2 separate regions of the Mus musculus genome follow, and region 2 is linked to region 1. A link is a loop called in an ENCODE intact Hi-C map of the cell type or tissue named here. Cell type or tissue: left cerebral cortex. All regions are shown on one strand. Each heading gives the region's core, and the rest is flanking DNA. Links, peaks and the distances in the headings are about the cores only. Region 1 has its middle 58 kb from the start of D130040H23Rik. Region 2 overlaps Zfp869 (zinc finger protein 869).

Region 1 (8,379 bases), core at 337-8,336:
TCTACCACTCTACTCTGAGAAGGGAGGGGCCTTCATGTTCTGGGACTTGTGTGGAGAGCTTTGGGGGCTCCTGGGCAGGAATCTGACATTGGCCAAGGACAAGGAAATGGGCTGGGGGGGGGATCTAATCTTAGGCTAGAATAGGGAAGTAAGTTCAGGCAGGAATCTTAATTTTAGGGTGGGACAAAAGAGGTAGGCTTCAGGCAAGAATCTGATTTTGGGACTGGACAAGGAAGTAGGCTCAGATATTTTGGTCATCCTGACAAGCCCTTAGAAACAACAGCCATGGGACTTTGCTAATTCCCTGCTTGTTCCTTGACTAATTGTGTTTATTGTACTGCTCACCCTTATTACTTGTATGTAATTAAAATGGTATAAAAGTGGACTGGGAAGAAATAAACCTGCCTTCAGTCTCAGGATTGACTGAGGTCATGCTGCAGTATTGTCTAACTGTCTCTTTATTTTCAATCCTCACTCCTGCACTGGAGAACCTGTTGACTGCCTGAGCGGGCTTGGTCAGGCCTGGTGGAATTTTCCAAAGGCCCTGAGCTGACCTCTTCACTCAGCATGGGTAAATCCTTTCCATTATCAATTGTACCCTTCTACATCCCAGCAAAATAGTGGAGTGCTACCCAACACATAAGATTCCACACACAATACCCACAAAATTAATCCCAAATGTTAAATCTCTTAAATGTTAAATATAAAGCACAACATTTCTAGAAACTGCAACCTTCCGTCCTCTGATGCATAAGAAGCACGGTGATGTTCATTAAAAAGATATTTCTACCCACAGCCCACGTTCCCAAAGTTCTGCACAGTTTCTGCCCAAAGACTGAAGTTCTCCAGAGGCCACGGCTCGGTTCCAAAGAGTTCTAGTGCCCACAAAGGACCTCATACCAGCCACACCTGGCTACTGGTTTGCATCCAGTCCCAGGGAGAGCCTATCACAAGGGCTCCTGAGCTTCAGGCTCCCCATTCTCCTCAGAGTATGAACTGTAGCTCCCCATATTGTGTGTTCCAAGCTTGTCCTTGCACCCCTCAGAGCTCCTTGTAGTGTCACCGAACGACCGGCACTTCCCTAGCTTCAGAATAGAGCTACACGGAAGCCCCAGGAAGAACCAGCCTTTCCTATGACTGGTGCTCTGACTGCAGGTTCTGCTTGGCTCATGAGGCCTGAGTGACAAGAGTCTCTCTTTCTCTTAGTCGGAGTATAGAGAAAACCACGGAAGAGTATTTCCTGGCACTGGGTTCCACCGAAGGTCAAGAGCTTTCCCAGATCTGCAGATATTTGCTTTGTAGTAGTACTTGCCCCTGACTTCCAGTAGCTTTTCTTCTGTATTCCTGTGCTTAGTAGGCACTTCCTCACTAGCCAAGGTGGGGTGGAGTGTTTCTCCTGTCTCACAGGTGAAAGGGTGCTCACGATATAAACAATTAAGAAGAGATTTTAGAAAGCACACCTTTGTTCTGTGAGTTCACTATGAAATGAGGTGACCTGGAGCTACGTTTTACCTGGTGGCAAGGGTACTTCAGACAATCCTGAGAGAGAAGATCAAACTAGATGATGGCTACATTCCTATAGGCGTTTTCTTCTGAAATTCATGTCTACCACTATTCATGTCAAGGACAGCTTAATAGTCATGGAAAGTATAGTTTCCCCGGAAAGTTGAATACTTATGGTGTTTATGAGCACTATCCTGAGCCAGCATGTGCCTGAGTTATGATGAAAAGAGCAACCACACTAGTCAAGGTTCTGCAGATGAACAGAGCTGATCAAACAGATCTCTCTACGTGTGTACAAAGGGGTTTATTAGAATGCTACACAGGATGGGGTCCAGCTAGTCCAACAAAGACTGTCGACCGAATAAAATTTGAAGAATTCAGTAGTTCAGTCCATGAGGCTGGATGTCTCAGCTGGGCTTCATTGCACAGCACATTTTCAAAGGAGTAAGCTCTCAAGCCACTCAGAGAAAGAACATACTAGCTAGAGATACAGCAAGTCGTCAAAGAGAGACAGAGACAGAGCTTCTTTCTTCAGTGTCCTCTCTTCATGTTGGCTGCAACCAGAAGGTGTGGCCTAGATTAAAGGTGGATCTTATCACCTCAAAAGACCCAGAAGGGTCTTACCACTTCAAAACGTTTAAGAAAAAAAAAATCTCTCAAAGGCATATGCAACTCTTTGGAGTTAACTCTCAGTTAACTCCAGTTGCAGTCAGTTTGACTACCAAGAATAGCCATAACAACAGGCAAGACAGAAGAGCTAAAGATAATTTTTACCAGCAGCATGGCAGTCATTTTTCTTACAAAACAAAACAAAACAAAACAAAACCAAGAAGCATAGGGATTTTCTTTAGGGAGTCTGGACACATTCATGTAGAGTTCTGCCTATTCCTAACTATGTTCATTTAAAGAAATTCTACTTTAGAACATGATCACAATGTAAAAGCCAAACATTTGGTGATTTGGTGTCGTTTTTAGCTCAAAATTGTGCAGAAATATACATAATTTATTTTAAAAGACAGAAGAAAATGTCTCTGGCATGTTCATTTTGTACCTCAAGATCTTAACTGAAACTCAAATGTTAATCAATCCGGAGGAAAGTAAGACCACTACAGCAACTTTTGGACTGCTGGAAGCAATGGTGATTTTTGTATCCAAGAGCTAGCCAGCAACTGCCTCCTAATTCTTTTTTGTTTGTTTGTTTGTTTGTTTGTTTTTTGTTTTTTTCGAGACAGGGTTTCTCTGTATAGCCCTGACTGTCCTGGAGCTCACTCTGTAGACCAGGCTGGCCTCAAACTCAGAAATCCACCTGCCTCTGCCTCCCGAGTGCTGGGATTAAAGGCGTGCGCCACCACGCCCGGCCTGCCTCCTAATTCTAGTTAAAGAGATCAACCCTGAATCCACTTTTAGTGCCCCATTTTAAGAGTAAAATCACAAGTATTTCCCAAGCAGGTTTACAGAAAATAGACAATGAGAGAAAAAGGAAATATAAAACAACAACAACAACATCCCAACAAAACAAACAAAAACAGCAACAACAACAAAATAACATCATGTGGCCAATATGCAGTTATATAGGGTCAGATATAGTCAGGGTGTTCTCCAAAATATGTAAAGTTCATGGGTCGGGGCAAGACAGGCTCTAGGACAAAGGCTTAAACACAGCAAATCAGCTCTTATAGTAAATATCAACTTAATTTTTCATAATACAGCATAATGGCCCCTACCTTCAAAATGGAGTCAGACAAATTTCTCATCAGTGACACTGCAAACAAAAAGATAGATATATCAATGTGACAATCCCCACACATACAAACAAGAGATACCACATATATAGAGCAAACATCAAGGGTAAGTCACCTATTAGCACAGTAGATGTTGTACTTAGATGAACAGCTATACTGAGCTATTTTATACTCAGAACAAGGTTGCTTTTCCTTCTGGGCAGGTTGGCTCAGAGGAAGGTCATGGATGCCTCCGTGCAGGACCAGAAAGAGTTCATTTTGACTAAGCCTGGAGGCTGTCTGTCTCAGGACTGTGACAACACCAAACAGTGTGTTGAGTATTTTTCTTCGTAAATGAATGGTAAGAGATTTTAGATGTTAATTGGTATCAGCAGCATTGAAATAGCACGTCAAGGCACCGGAGAGATGGCTCAACAGTTTAGAGAGGTGGCTGCTCTTCTAGAGGATCCAAGTTTAATCCCAAGTATACACTTCTTGTTCTATCCTTCATTTTTATGGTTATATGGATATCTGCCTAGTTGTGTCTGTACGCAGTACCGACAGCACCCAGAAGAGGGCGGAAGATACCAACCATTGGAGTCACAGCACATTGTTAGCTACCTGGGTTAAGGAAATGGAACCTGGGTCCTCTGGACAGCACTCAGTGCTCTTATCTGCTGAGCCAACTCTCCAGCCCCTCTTCTTTTAATTTAAAGTTTACTTTTGTACTTGTTCATTGAAATATATTGCATCTCATACACCCTTCCTTGTCCTCCCTCCTTCCCTTCCCAAATTCTTCCTTGTCATGCATGAGTAAGTAAGCTCTTAATATATGACTACAACCGGCCCCAGTCACTGAGCCGCCGCCGGAGGACTCAGCTGCCTCCCCCTCGAGCCCTCTTGCTTCCCGAAGCTACGTCCCCCACGCCCGCCTTCTCCCGCAGCCGCCTTCCGCAGGCCATTTCCGCCGAGGAAAAGGAATCTTTTCGTATGTCCGCTATCCAGAACCTCCACTCTTTCGACCCCTTTGCTGATGCAAGTAAGGGTGATGACCTGCTTCCTGCTGGCTCTGAGGATTATATCCATATAAGAATTCAAAAGAGAAACGACAGGAAGACCCTTACAACTGATCACTGATGAGTACGATAAAAAGAAACTAGTGAAGGCGTTTAAGAAGAAATTTGCTTGCAATGGTACTGTAATTGAGCATCCAGAAGAAAATGGAGAAGTAATTCAGCCACAGGGTGACCAGCGCAAGAGCATATGCCAGCTCCTGATAGAGATTGGACTGGCTGAGGAAGATCAACTGAAGGGTCATGGGTTTTAAGTGCTCGTGGCTTAAGTGAGGATTTCCTTGCAATGAGTAGAATTTCCCTTCTGTCCCTTGTCACAAGTTTAAAAACCTCACAGCTTGTATAATGTAATCATTTGGGGTCCGCTTTTAACTTGGACTAGTGTAATTCCTTCATGCAATTAACTGAAAAGAGCCACAATACAACACACACACACACACACACACACACACACACACACACACACACACACACACACACACATACAACCTGCTGAGTCTGTTGTTGTTGTTGTGTTCATTTGTTTGTTTGTTTGTTGTTTATTGTGTGTATATGGTTTCAGGAGTGATTACATTGCATTAAGTGGCCAACTAGGGAGCGCATTCCTGCCTCAGGCAGATTCTCTGACTTGCAGATGAATTGAACTGTTAATGAACAGTGGGCGTCTAACCCCTCTAATGACCTAGGCTGTCTTGGACAGCAAATATTATAAAGATTAGAAACCTAGGGATGGAAAATACACGAGCAGTTGAGAACACTGCCGATTTTCTGAGGGCACCCAGGTTTCCTTCCCAGCACACTCAGCAGCTCACATCTATCCCTAACTCCAGCTTCAGGGAATCTGAAAAAATCTGTTCACCTCCTAGGCAGCCATAAATTCACCAAGCAGGAATGAGGCAAAGTCACATAAACAGGCAAAACTCCCATATACATGAAATACAAGTGAAATTCTATTTCTGAAGAAGGAGGAGGAAGTGGAGGCAGAGGAAGAAGAGGAGGAAGAGGACAAGAGGAGGAGTAGGAAGAAGAAAAGAGGGAAGGGGGGAAAGGAGAGAGGTACAGGAAAGGGGAGGGGGAGGAGGAGGACCTTGTACCATAAAAATTATTTTTCACGGTGAGTGTGGTTTTACATTCTTTTGATCCCAGCACTTAGGACACAGAGGCAGGAAGATCACTGTGGTTTTTGAAGAAAGCCTGTGAGTAGCCAACACACACACACACACACACACACACACACACACACAGAAAGGGAAAGAAGAACAAAACTGAATAATAGATAAAAAGAAGCATAGGAGAATGGGGAGAGTGTAAAACCTCTTCAGTCATTTCAGTTGTCTGTCACTTGTGCCCATAAAATCATTTTCAGTAATGACTATTGCCAAGCATGGTAGCACATGCTGTTAATCCCAGCATTTAGGAGGCTAAGACAATCTGATATCCAAGAGTTCAAGGTTATTTTAATCTACTTAATCAATTTCATGATAATACTAATCTCAAGAAGACTACCACATTTTTAAACAGTGATTATAATTTTTATTTTATTTTATTTTTTGGTTGAGACAATATCTCACAAAGACCCTCATCTGATTTTGATTCATTATGTATAATATATAATACATAGACTACATAATATATAATGTAAAATAATATTGACTCTTTAAGAAATTCTCATATATGCCGGGCAGTGGTGGCACACGCCTTTAATCCCAGCACTTGGGAGGCACAGGCAGGCAGATTTCTGAGTTCGAGGCCAGCCTGGTCTACAGAGTGAGTTCCGGGACAGCCAGGGCTACAAAGAGAAACCCTGTCTTGAAAAAACCAAAAAACCAAAAACCAAAAACCAAAAAAACAAAAACCAACAGCAACAACAACAAAAAAGAAATTCTCATACACATTTAATCATCTTGCCTTTGGATTATCATTGCTAGCATTCCAGTCTTCTATAAAAGAGGGAGCTGACAAATAAATAATTTAATATTGCTAACTCTGTTTAGGAGGGAGCGGAGAATGTTTTTTATGCAGTTGCTTTTTCAAGGCAGTCTACACTTGTCAATCTTGAGATTACTTCTACCCTCAGTGTCATGGTATTCATGGTACCTGCTCTAGAGCTACATTTAAAACACACCCCTTCCTGGGTTCCTCTACTTGGAAGGGGAGACTTCTGTATTCTGATCTTCCACAGAATACTTCCATATAGTTACCTTTCTGTTGCTGTGATACAACACACCATGGTCAAGGCAGTTTATAAAAGAAAGCAGTAAATAGGGCTTACAGATCCAGAAATAGAGATGGTGCTGGCTCAATAAACACAGGGTAGCAAGAAGCAGTGAGAGCCTACATTGTGAACCTCAGGTAGGAAGTAGAGAATACACTGGGCATGGCCAGAGGCATTCATAGCGAATAAGCTTAGCACCATGATACACCTCCTTCAAAAAGGCCACACCTCTAATCTCCCCGAAAGAGTTCTGCCAACTGGAAAACAATTATTCAAACATATAAGAGTATAAGAGCCATTTTCATTTAACCAACATCTTTCTTTAACTCAGATAGTGACAGCTTAAGTGGCAGTGATATGTTTTCAACATACAGTGTCACAAAATATTAACCACATGCTCTATGAATGTTCTTATTTTTGTTATATTGCATGTAATTGCCTTGTATTTAACCTGAAGAACAGAACAAAGTTTCAGCATCATATCTATACCTACCTTGTACTCCTGAAGTGTGTTCCAGTTGTAAATTCTATTTCAGACTTCTGAGTGAAACCTGAGTGTCACATCCTGTCTAACTGCTACATGTAATGGGAAAGTTATTTTTTAGGTGAAAAATTTCAAAGTGATATCTGATAATTATAGTTTTTCCAGATTTGAGATATACTTATCAACAATTGTTGCTTCATAGGTTTATTTAGAAAATAATCTGTTGGGCTGGAGAGATGGCTCAGTGGTTAAGAGCACTGACTGCTCTTCTGAAGGTCCTGAGTTCAAATCCCAGCAACCACATGGTGGCTCACAATCATCCATAATGAGACCTGATGCCCACTTCTGGTGCATCTGAAGACAGCTACAGTGTACTTGGATATAATAATAAATAAATCTTAAAAAAGAAAATAATCTGTTACCAATGAAGGCAAATGATAGAGCTTCCATTGTAGAAAGACACTTATTTTATCCTAATCTCAAGGCATCTCTCACTATATGAATTGAATTTTAACCAGGCACACTTCCAAGAGACAGTACATGCTTTGTTATGAAAAGCTACAAGAGGAAGCTATTCCAAAGAAAAGAAATTACATATTACCTCCCATTTGCCAACAACCTCTGTGACTATGTTGTGTTGTGGGGTGCGTGTATGTGTGTGTTTTAATTTGTATTGAAATCATTATTTTGTTCTTAAATGGATGAGCAATATCTTAGAAATTAGTTGCTACCTGCAGCATTGAAATGACATGTCAAGGCACTAGAGAGAATTCAACAGTTTAGAGAAATGGCTGCTCTTCTAGAGAATTCAGGTTTGATTCCAAGTACACACAGGCTTTACAACCATCTGTAATTCCAGGTCTAGAGGGTTCAATGCCCTCTTCTGACCTCTGCAAGCACCAGACATGAATGTAGTACATATGCATATATGCAGACAAAAAACCCATACACATAAAATAAATTAAGGAAAAATAGGGCACATCTGTAGTCCAGCACAACCAGCCAGTGCATTAGAAGGTGGTTATTATGTTGTGTTCAGAACATAAAGATGTTTTCCTCATAAGTCAAGCTATAGAAAGTAAGCATTGACTTGTTTGCAAAAGGTATGTGAGATTAATGTTTATACAAAGAAAGTGATCAGAGATTGTGCTAACATGTCAAGTACACTGAGGTGAGACCAAGTTCGTGGTTGTTCAGTAGTAGACACTGCCAATTGCCATTAATGTTTATGTCTCAGTGAGGGAATAAGAGAAACTTTGTTTTATGTGCTTTGTACCCATCTGTGTGAACTTTAAAAGAAAAAATGGGGGTTATTATCCTAATGGCAAAGTTCTTCATTGCATTGATAAATAAAATGAATAGCTATCACTGTCATATTCCAAC
Region 2 (8,379 bases), core at 235-8,234, 380 kb after region 1:
AAGGCAAGTGCTGCTATCAAACAACTTATCTTTGGTTCTGCTGTGTGCAGATCCAGGCAGTCTTAGTTTCATTCCTGTGGCTGTGATAAAATACATTGACAAAGCAATTTACGGAAAAAAGGGTTTATTTCAGCTCATAGTTTCAGGTTACAATCCATTACTATGGGCCAGTCTCGGTGGCAGGAGCTTGACACCGCATAAATCCCAAGGCAGACAGCAAGGAATCTTTGCGCTCAGCTACTTCTGTCCTTTTTAATTCAGTCCATAAAACAGCACTGACAGCATTCAGGATGGGTCTTCCTACCTCAAATCATCCTAGTAAGAAAATCCCTCACAGCTGTGTGAAGGCGAACCTAACTCAGACAGGTCACTAGTGAGACTCCTTTCCCAGGTGACACCAGATTGTGTCAAGTTGACAGCTGAAGCACCCATCCAAAACAGAAAGAAGCACAGCACATTAGGGCACAGCCTTCACCCCTGCTGGATGTTTCAGACGGATGTAAACACAACTTTAAAACCCTGAAGACATTTACGAAGGTCTGTTCTCCCCAGACCGTGCATCAATGACAGGGACCAAGAATGATTCTACCCAAGTGGGCTTGAGGAACCGTGGAGTTTAATTTGGGGTATTTACAAGAGTACAGGCAAGTCATGGGAAGCCACTGCAAAGGAAATGTCCATCTCCTAGTAACCATTAAATTCCCACGCTCCTTACACTCACAGAACTGCCCACCTTCCAACACTATGAGCATCTTAAACAACTGTGACCATGAAGGCTTCACAGCTGTTTCCATTTGGAAATTTTTCCAGTTGGAATTCATTCTCGGAATCTAGGCAAACAATGCTATCTCAAGGTCTTAACACACCTTACATTCCCATTTTCTCTCCAACATGACATTTCATCCATGCTAGTGAAAGGACCTGTGACACCTGAAGGCTTTCCACATTGTTTATATTCATGTGGGGCTTTTTCACCACTATGAGTTCTTTCATGATTTTAAGGCAAATAGAGATAAATGAAAGATTAACCATATCTTATACATTCGTAGGGCATTTGCCCAACATGAATTAACTTACTTCTTTGAAAGGAAATGTGACAATCCACACTTACAACATTGGTAACAAACATAAACTTTGCCCAGCAAGAATTCCTTCTTTGAAGGACACTGTGACCCCTGAAGGCTACCCACACTGTTTACAGATAAAAGGTTCCCCCTTGTCGTGAGTTTCTGCCTGTTTTATGTGGATGGGATAATTTGCTACATTGTTTACATTCAAAGGGTTTGTTACCAATCTGTTCTTTCATTCCTTTGAAGGAAATGGGGATAATGGAATTAGATACTGTTCATATGGGCTTTCTCCATGAACTGACTGATGTCTCTTAAAGGAACTGTGCCTGCTGAAGGATCTGCCACACTGTCCGCACTGGTACGGCTTCTCCCCAGTATGTCTTCTTTCATGTGATCGAAGGTAAGAGCGATGTGTGAAAGTTTTACCACACTCCTTACATTCATAGGGTTTCTCTCCAGTGTGGCTTCGTTCGTGAAATCGAAGGTAATTGTAACTTGAAAAGGCTTTGCCACAGTGCTTACACTCATAGGGTTTTTCTCCTGTGTGTGTTCTCTCGTGCAGTCGAAGCGAGGACTGACACCTAAAGGCTTTACCGCAGAGCTTACACTCAAAGGGCTTTTCACCAGTGTGAGTTCTTTCATGCACTTGAAGTAAAGAGGGATAAATGAAGGACTTCCCACACTCCTTACATTCATACAATGTTTCTCCACCATGAGTTATTTTATGTCTATGATAGGACGCCTGACACCTGAAGGCTTTCCCACACTCTTGGCATTCATACGGTTTTTCTCCAGTATGAATCTTTTCATGTAACTTCAGAGAAGTAAGCCATCTAAAAGCTTTCCCACATTCTTTACACTCATAGGGTTTTTCTCCAGTATGAATTCTTTTATGTAACTTAAGGGTCCTGTGACTTCTGAAAAATTTCCCACATTGTTTACATTCATAGGGCTTCTCTCCGGTATGAATTCTTTCATGTAATTTGAGGGCCCTGCTATATCTAAAGGTTTTCCCACACTGTTTACACTCACAGGGCCTCTCCTCAGTGTGAATTCTTTCATGCAACTGAAGAGCACTGAGATACGTGAAGGCTCTCCCACACTGCTTACACTCGTAGGGTTTTTCTCCAGTATGGATTCTTTCATGTAAGTGAAGGGCACTAAGACCTCTAAAGGCTTTCCCACAGTCTTTACACTCGTAGGGTTTTTCTCCAGTATGAATTCTTTCATGTAACTGAAGGGCGCTGGGATACCTAAAGGCTTTACCACACTCTTGACACACATAGAGTTTTTTTCCAGTATGAATTTTGTCTTCTTTCTGAAGGGAACCGGAAGTTTTCTCACACTGGTTACCTTCAGAATCATTTTCTTCAGTGTGGCCTCCTCTGAGCTCCTTGTAGTCATAGTTGTGATGTCCGTTGTAAGTTAGGTGGTACAGTCCAAAGGTCTTTAAACATACCTCACACACAGACGGTCCACTCGAAGTCTTAGTTTCCTCAAGGCCTTCAACACTTGTGAGAAAATTAGAATCAGGTGGCTTCTCTTCATATTCCTCGTGTTCATACTGTGTGTATTCAGAGTGAGTGACGATGTTCCTATTAAAAGATGAATGACACATGAAAATGTCTCCACACTGCTGCTCATATTGGTATGTGGATAAGGCTGTCCCACCATTCTTCAGTATCATACAGTATCTACAAATATAACTACTATGAAAAATGACAAGCAATTAGTGACAGTTGTTTCATTACTATTTGCTTATTAGACCACTTTGGACAGCCTGCTACCATATAAGCTCACCATCAAAAGAGCAGCATTCCTTAGTGCAGGGTCCCAGAACCAGTACCAAAGACCACGCAAGATTTCAAGCTCACATAAAGGTACACATTTGGGATAAAATTTTTCTACTGATGAATAAATTTAAAATTGGGCTTTTTTTGTTAGTTCAATTTTCATGGCACACTAAAATTTCTTCAAGGGATGATTGTTTCCACTTGTGCATGCAAATTACCTTAGATTTACTTCAGGATCTTCACAATGGTCTTCAATTGCCTCATCTTCCCATTCATATCCTTAAACACAGTCCAGAAGTGTATGATAAGTGATTAGAATGTGCATCGTGACTACACCTCGTTTCATCACCGTGATTCTTCCCTTTTCACATCCAACTTGCAGTGACACTCAGTGACCAGAAACCTCATTCTCTAGTTTACGAGTGGAGGTAAGAAAACATCCTCACCTACGGCAGTGAAGTTCCTGAAGGTCTCCAGCATCACATCTCCGTAGAGAGTCTTCTGGGAAGGAGCCAGCAAATCCCACTCATCCTGGGTGAAGTGCACCACCAGATCCTCAAAGCTCACCAAACCCTAAAACATTCCAGATTAGGATATGAAAGAGCGGGTGAGAAAGACACATCCGTCCACAGCTGACAGTATGGCCACTTCTAAACTCAGAAACACCTAATCGATCAGATAGACCCTTCCAAAACTGAATGCAGGCAGCATGATGGCAATTCTGCCTGGGTCTTCCAATGTTACGCTTTTGCATAAAAACCATGCCTGCTCCTGGCAGGATGGAATCTATCCTCTGCTCAAATGATTCCAATTTCACTTCTTGTCCCCACTCTTAGCCTTATCCCTCCCTCATTTCTTTTTTAAAGTTCCAGCAAAGGACTTCTTTTCCTCAAACACACCTGGCTGCCGTACAAATGTGGGTCTGAGGTTCCCTAGAGGTCCAAGAAGGGATACACCAACTGCTACATCGGGCAACCTTACTTTGGACAATCTCAAAGAATCCAAGTAAACTGTTGCCCAAAATCACAAAATGGTAGTTATGGCTACCTCTTCAGTGGGAGAAATGAAGGAAACAGGAAACAACAACAAGCATGGTAACAAGCAGTTTAGAGATTTGGGGCTGGGGGGAGCTTGTTTTGTGTCCTGGGAAATAAGCTGAAATGTCCTTGGGTCCTTGGTTCTATGTTGGCTTGAAGGCCAGAAATGCTAGAAATATTAGAGCTTGTTTTGCTCTGGTTGCTAAATGATTCTTCACAGAAAGAAATGTTATAGTCGCACTGGAAGCACCAATAAAGGAAAGCTGGCTCCGTCCAGTCAAATAAAATCTAACCCTGGTGGAGACATGCCATTGTGCCTAACCTTAAGACAGTTGATTTGGTCAATAGCTTGGCCAAGGGACTAAACTTAGGGAAAGCTGAACTGGCTTTAAGCTAAGCTAAAGGATGGGAGGAGTATCATTCCTTTAATGAGAATAACACTTGCATCAGAAGCATCTTCTCCTCTCTATGCTACAGAGCAGCTGCCAAGAGGTTCTCTTAGTTCTGTCTGCCTTTCTGAATACTAGGATGAAACTTAACACTTTTTCTTGAACTCTGTTCTATTTCTCTGAGATGCAGGATGGAGCCTTTTGAAATGCTTTTTCTGGTACTTTGGGCTGTTTCCATTTTTCTTTGCAGGCCCCCTCCCTGCCATCTGGATACCTGTCTTCCTGAGGCTAACTCTGCTGGCTAAACTCAAAAGGCATGGGGGTTTTCTCTTTCTCTCCATGACTATTCTCCAGGCAGATGTCAAGACTGATGCCTGCTTGCCTTGGGGTTTTCTTTTACGCTCAGACGCTGGGCAGTGGTGGCGCACACCTTTAATCCCAGCACTTGGGAGGCAGAGGCAAAAGGATTTCTGAGTTCAAGGCCAGCCTGGTCTACAGAGTGAGTTCCAGGACAGCCAGGGCTACACAGAGAAACCCTGTCTCAAAAAACCAAACAAACAAAAAAAAAGATTTCTCAGGCTTTCCTCTCAGCTCATTCTTAAATTCATGTGACTAAAAACCCTGCGAGGGCAAAAGTTATGTTCCAAGTTTAAATTACTGTGCTTAAGAGATCCATAAAACAGAAATGCCTCTAACCCTCTAAGCCACTAGCCAAGGATAAGTAATGCCTGGAATGCTGGGGGCTGCTATTCGTGTACAGTAACAAACCTGTTTTTCACTTCCATAAATGATGTTGGCCGCCCCAACTGCTCAGGATGTGCTTGGTCACAGATGTGGGAGATGACAGGTAAGGAGTACATCGGCAGCAGTGTTAGGACGGACAAGGCAGGACGTGCATGACCTTGTGGGTTTGCCTTTATGAACCCTGTCTAGTATAATTTGATGCCTGGACAGTGTCCATCATCCTGGCCAGTATTTAATAAAGTTTGCTTCAAATGTGGCTCAAAAATTGTCGTCGTGGTCTTACTGTCACCCAGTAGGATTAACAACTCCAAGAAAAGACCCCAATTTTTGCAGTAACATCTAGCAATTACAACAGGACTCCCTAAGTTCTGATAACAGTATGTGTTGGTATTAAACATACTGTTCTGAGTCATTATTTTAGGTCTTTTATGGTTAAGAAAATGAAGAAAGTATTTTTCTTACATGGCTTATATATGCAGACTATTAAAAAAATGGCGATTAAAAATATTTCAGGTGAATTCATAAGAAAATGAGGACATAGATGGCCATGAACAGATCAGGATTCTCCGGCAGAGGGGAACTGGAAGAATTAACAAAGATGAGTACATGTTAGATTGACTTACCTCATCAGGCCTGGAGAGTCCAACAATGGCTGCCTCCATGATGAAGAGGACACCGGGAGAGCTTCTTCAGTGATCTTCAGTCCACACCGGAAGGCCCAAGAAGCTGACTCCAGTGTCAGGGAAGGATGACGCGGTGGCGGTGGCAGCGGTGGCAAGACAGATGCACTCACCAGCAAGAAGTCAGGCAAGCAGGGAAGGAACGCTGCTCCTTCTTTGGACTTCTCAAAGTGCCACCTACTCTACGACGGTGACAGGGTCTTCTCACCTCAGTTAGTCCTCCCTGAAAGTTCCTGGCAGACCTGCAGAGACAGGCCTCTTAGTTGGTTCCAGAGCCATACAAGTCTGCAGTAAAGATCAGCCATCACACAAGCAACCAGCAATGTTCAGGACACGTGTGCCCACTGAGAACTACACGCACACACACACCCTCACAACTTTCAGGTCTACCTGTCTCCATCCACAGGCTCACCTCCGACTAAATGTGTCTCAAGCGCCATCATCAGCAACTGCACTTTCTCTAACTATTGGGTTTCCCATCTAACCTTGGTCTTCCTACCATACCACGGGCAAAATCCTTGCACACACTCAACTAAAGCCCCCGGGCTCAGAAGGCTCAGATCAACAAGTTAGATCCTGAAAAGTTATATGATAATACTAATACTTAGGGCAGGGGCATAGCAATAAAAGGGGAATGCCAAAACACTGAGATGGGGGAGGGACAACACAACTTCCACACAGAAAATCCAAGGAACGAAAAAAAGGACTACTGAAAACTTTTATGACCCATCAATATACAAAAGACCATCATTTTCCTACGACAGCAATGAACTGGATGTACAAATACCACCTCTACGCTGTACATACATTAATAAAAACGGGGGAGGATAAAGTCTTTAGACAAAAATCAAACATTCCTAATGAAGAGAAAAACAAAAAGAAGTCAGCACCACAGAGGACAAGAGGTCTGCACGTGGAAGACGTTTTCACACATGTTCCACCCGCACTATAAACACATTCCTCCCAACATTCAGAATCAGACTGTTATAACCAGCACTGATTGTAAGGGACACATGAAAAGGATGAGAAAAAAGAATGTTCAGCACAACTCTTGAAACACACACACACACACACACACACACAGAGAATACAGGACTTTAAGACTCCCCATAAAATTACCACAATCATGAGAGTGCACTCTCATTTGATAAGCAATGAACAGCTCATACGAGCAGAAAACCCAGGAACAAACCCAAACAGACCCAATTTTGGACAAAGGAGCAACAGAACCTCACGGGAGAACTGGGCTGCCTTGGCAGAGAAGCCAGGTTGTTCCTAGCACTCACATGGTGGCTCATAACAATCTGGAACTCTGACACCCTCTTCTGACCTCCATGGGCACTGAACACACACAGGGCATAGACATACATGCAGCAAAATACTCATACACAAAAATAAATTCTAAATGTTCTAATTATGAAAACAATTATCACTACGAGTTATAAACATAGAAAGCTGCCAAAGTGTAGCAAGGGTGACTCTGAAGGTAGCACAGGCCTGTCAGTCCAGCCTTCAGGGAACAGACAGTAGGGATCCAAGTTCAAGGCCAGCAGGAGAAACTTGTAAATTTTAGGTCAGCCTGGGCTACAGACTAAGACCATCTCCAGAAAACAAAAATAAATATTTAAAAATAAAGACAGTACATTGATAAATTATTCGGTGTGCTGAAATTGAAACCTCACATATACTGAAAATCAGAATGTTTTATTAACTCTAGCAAAAAAGACCATCAAGAATAACTTATAGAAGTAATTTCACTTGGCTAACGACGTCATAGGTGTCCGTGTGGCTTTTCAGCATCCTCAGTCTCCTGAACTCTTGTTCCTTTCTCCTGTACACCCCTCACAGCCCCTCTGCCCCCCATGCTCATCCTTTCTCCTGTACACCCCTCACAGGCCCCCTGCCCCCCATGCTCATCCTTTCTCCTATACATCCCTCACAGCCCCCCGCCCCCATGCTCATCCTTTCTCCTGTACACCCCTCACAGCCCCCCTGCCCCCCATGCTCATCCTTTCTCCTGTACACCCCTCACAGCCCCCCACCCCCATGCTCATCCTTTCTCCTGTACACCCCTCACAGCCCCCCTGCCCCCCATGCTCATCCTTTCTCCTATACATCCCTCACAGCCCCCCGCCCCCATGCTCATCCTTTCTCCTGTACACCCCTCACAGCCCCCCTGCCCCCCATGCTCATCCTTTCTCCTGTACATCCCTCACAGCCCCCCTGCCCCCCATGCTCATCCTTTCTCCTATACACCCCTCACAGCCCCCCGCCCCCATGCTCATCCTTTCTCCTGTACACCCCTCACAGCCCCCCTGCCCCCCATGCTCATCCTTTCTCCTGTACACCCCTCACAGCCCACCCTGCACCCCATGCTCATCCTTTCTCCTGTACACCCCTCACAGCCCACCCTGCACCCCCATGCTCATCCTTTCTCCTGTACACCCCTCACAGCCCCCCTGCCCCCCATGCTCATCCTTTCTCCTGTACACCCCTCACAGCCCACCCTGCACCCCCATGTTCAAACTCCTCACCCAGAGTCTTCCTGTTGGTTATCTGTGCTACCATTCCCTCCATCCTTAACAGCAGCTCCCTGGTGGCCCTTTCCTTACTTCTTCAAGCTCTGCAAGTTAAGACACAGCAATCTAAGGACAAGTGTGACACTA

What was found. Peaks named below come from ENCODE experiments on the same cell type or tissue, not always from the same donor. Only the 100,000 strongest peaks of a DNase experiment are listed, where the experiment ranks them.
Region 2: a loop joins it to region 1, with 2.4 times the contacts of the local background. A loop is called at or near these places in 1 of 42 quality-filtered maps.

The regions. Positions count from the first base shown.
Region 1 is chr8:69,325,004-69,333,382 of GRCm38, forward strand. It overlaps the pseudogene Gm7688. Among named protein-coding and RNA genes, the nearest start is that of D130040H23Rik, 58 kb to the left of the region's middle. In left cerebral cortex, for the core only: a CTCF peak has its summit at 3,788 (motif pointing right); DNase peaks (open chromatin) are centred at 3,805, 4,052 and 4,436; H3K4me3 peaks cover 749 bases.
Region 2 is chr8:69,705,030-69,713,408 of GRCm38, forward strand. Zfp869 (zinc finger protein 869) reads right to left here. Exons shown (of 5, transcript NM_001039965.1): 2 at 5,657-5,955; 3 at 3,310-3,436; 4 at 3,082-3,142; 5 at 108-2,665. The coding sequence starts at 5,695. The coding sequence ends at 1,303. Among named protein-coding and RNA genes, the nearest start is that of Zfp869, 7.7 kb to the right of the region's middle. In left cerebral cortex, for the core only: no CTCF peak of the experiment used is centred there; a DNase peak (open chromatin) is centred at 4,570.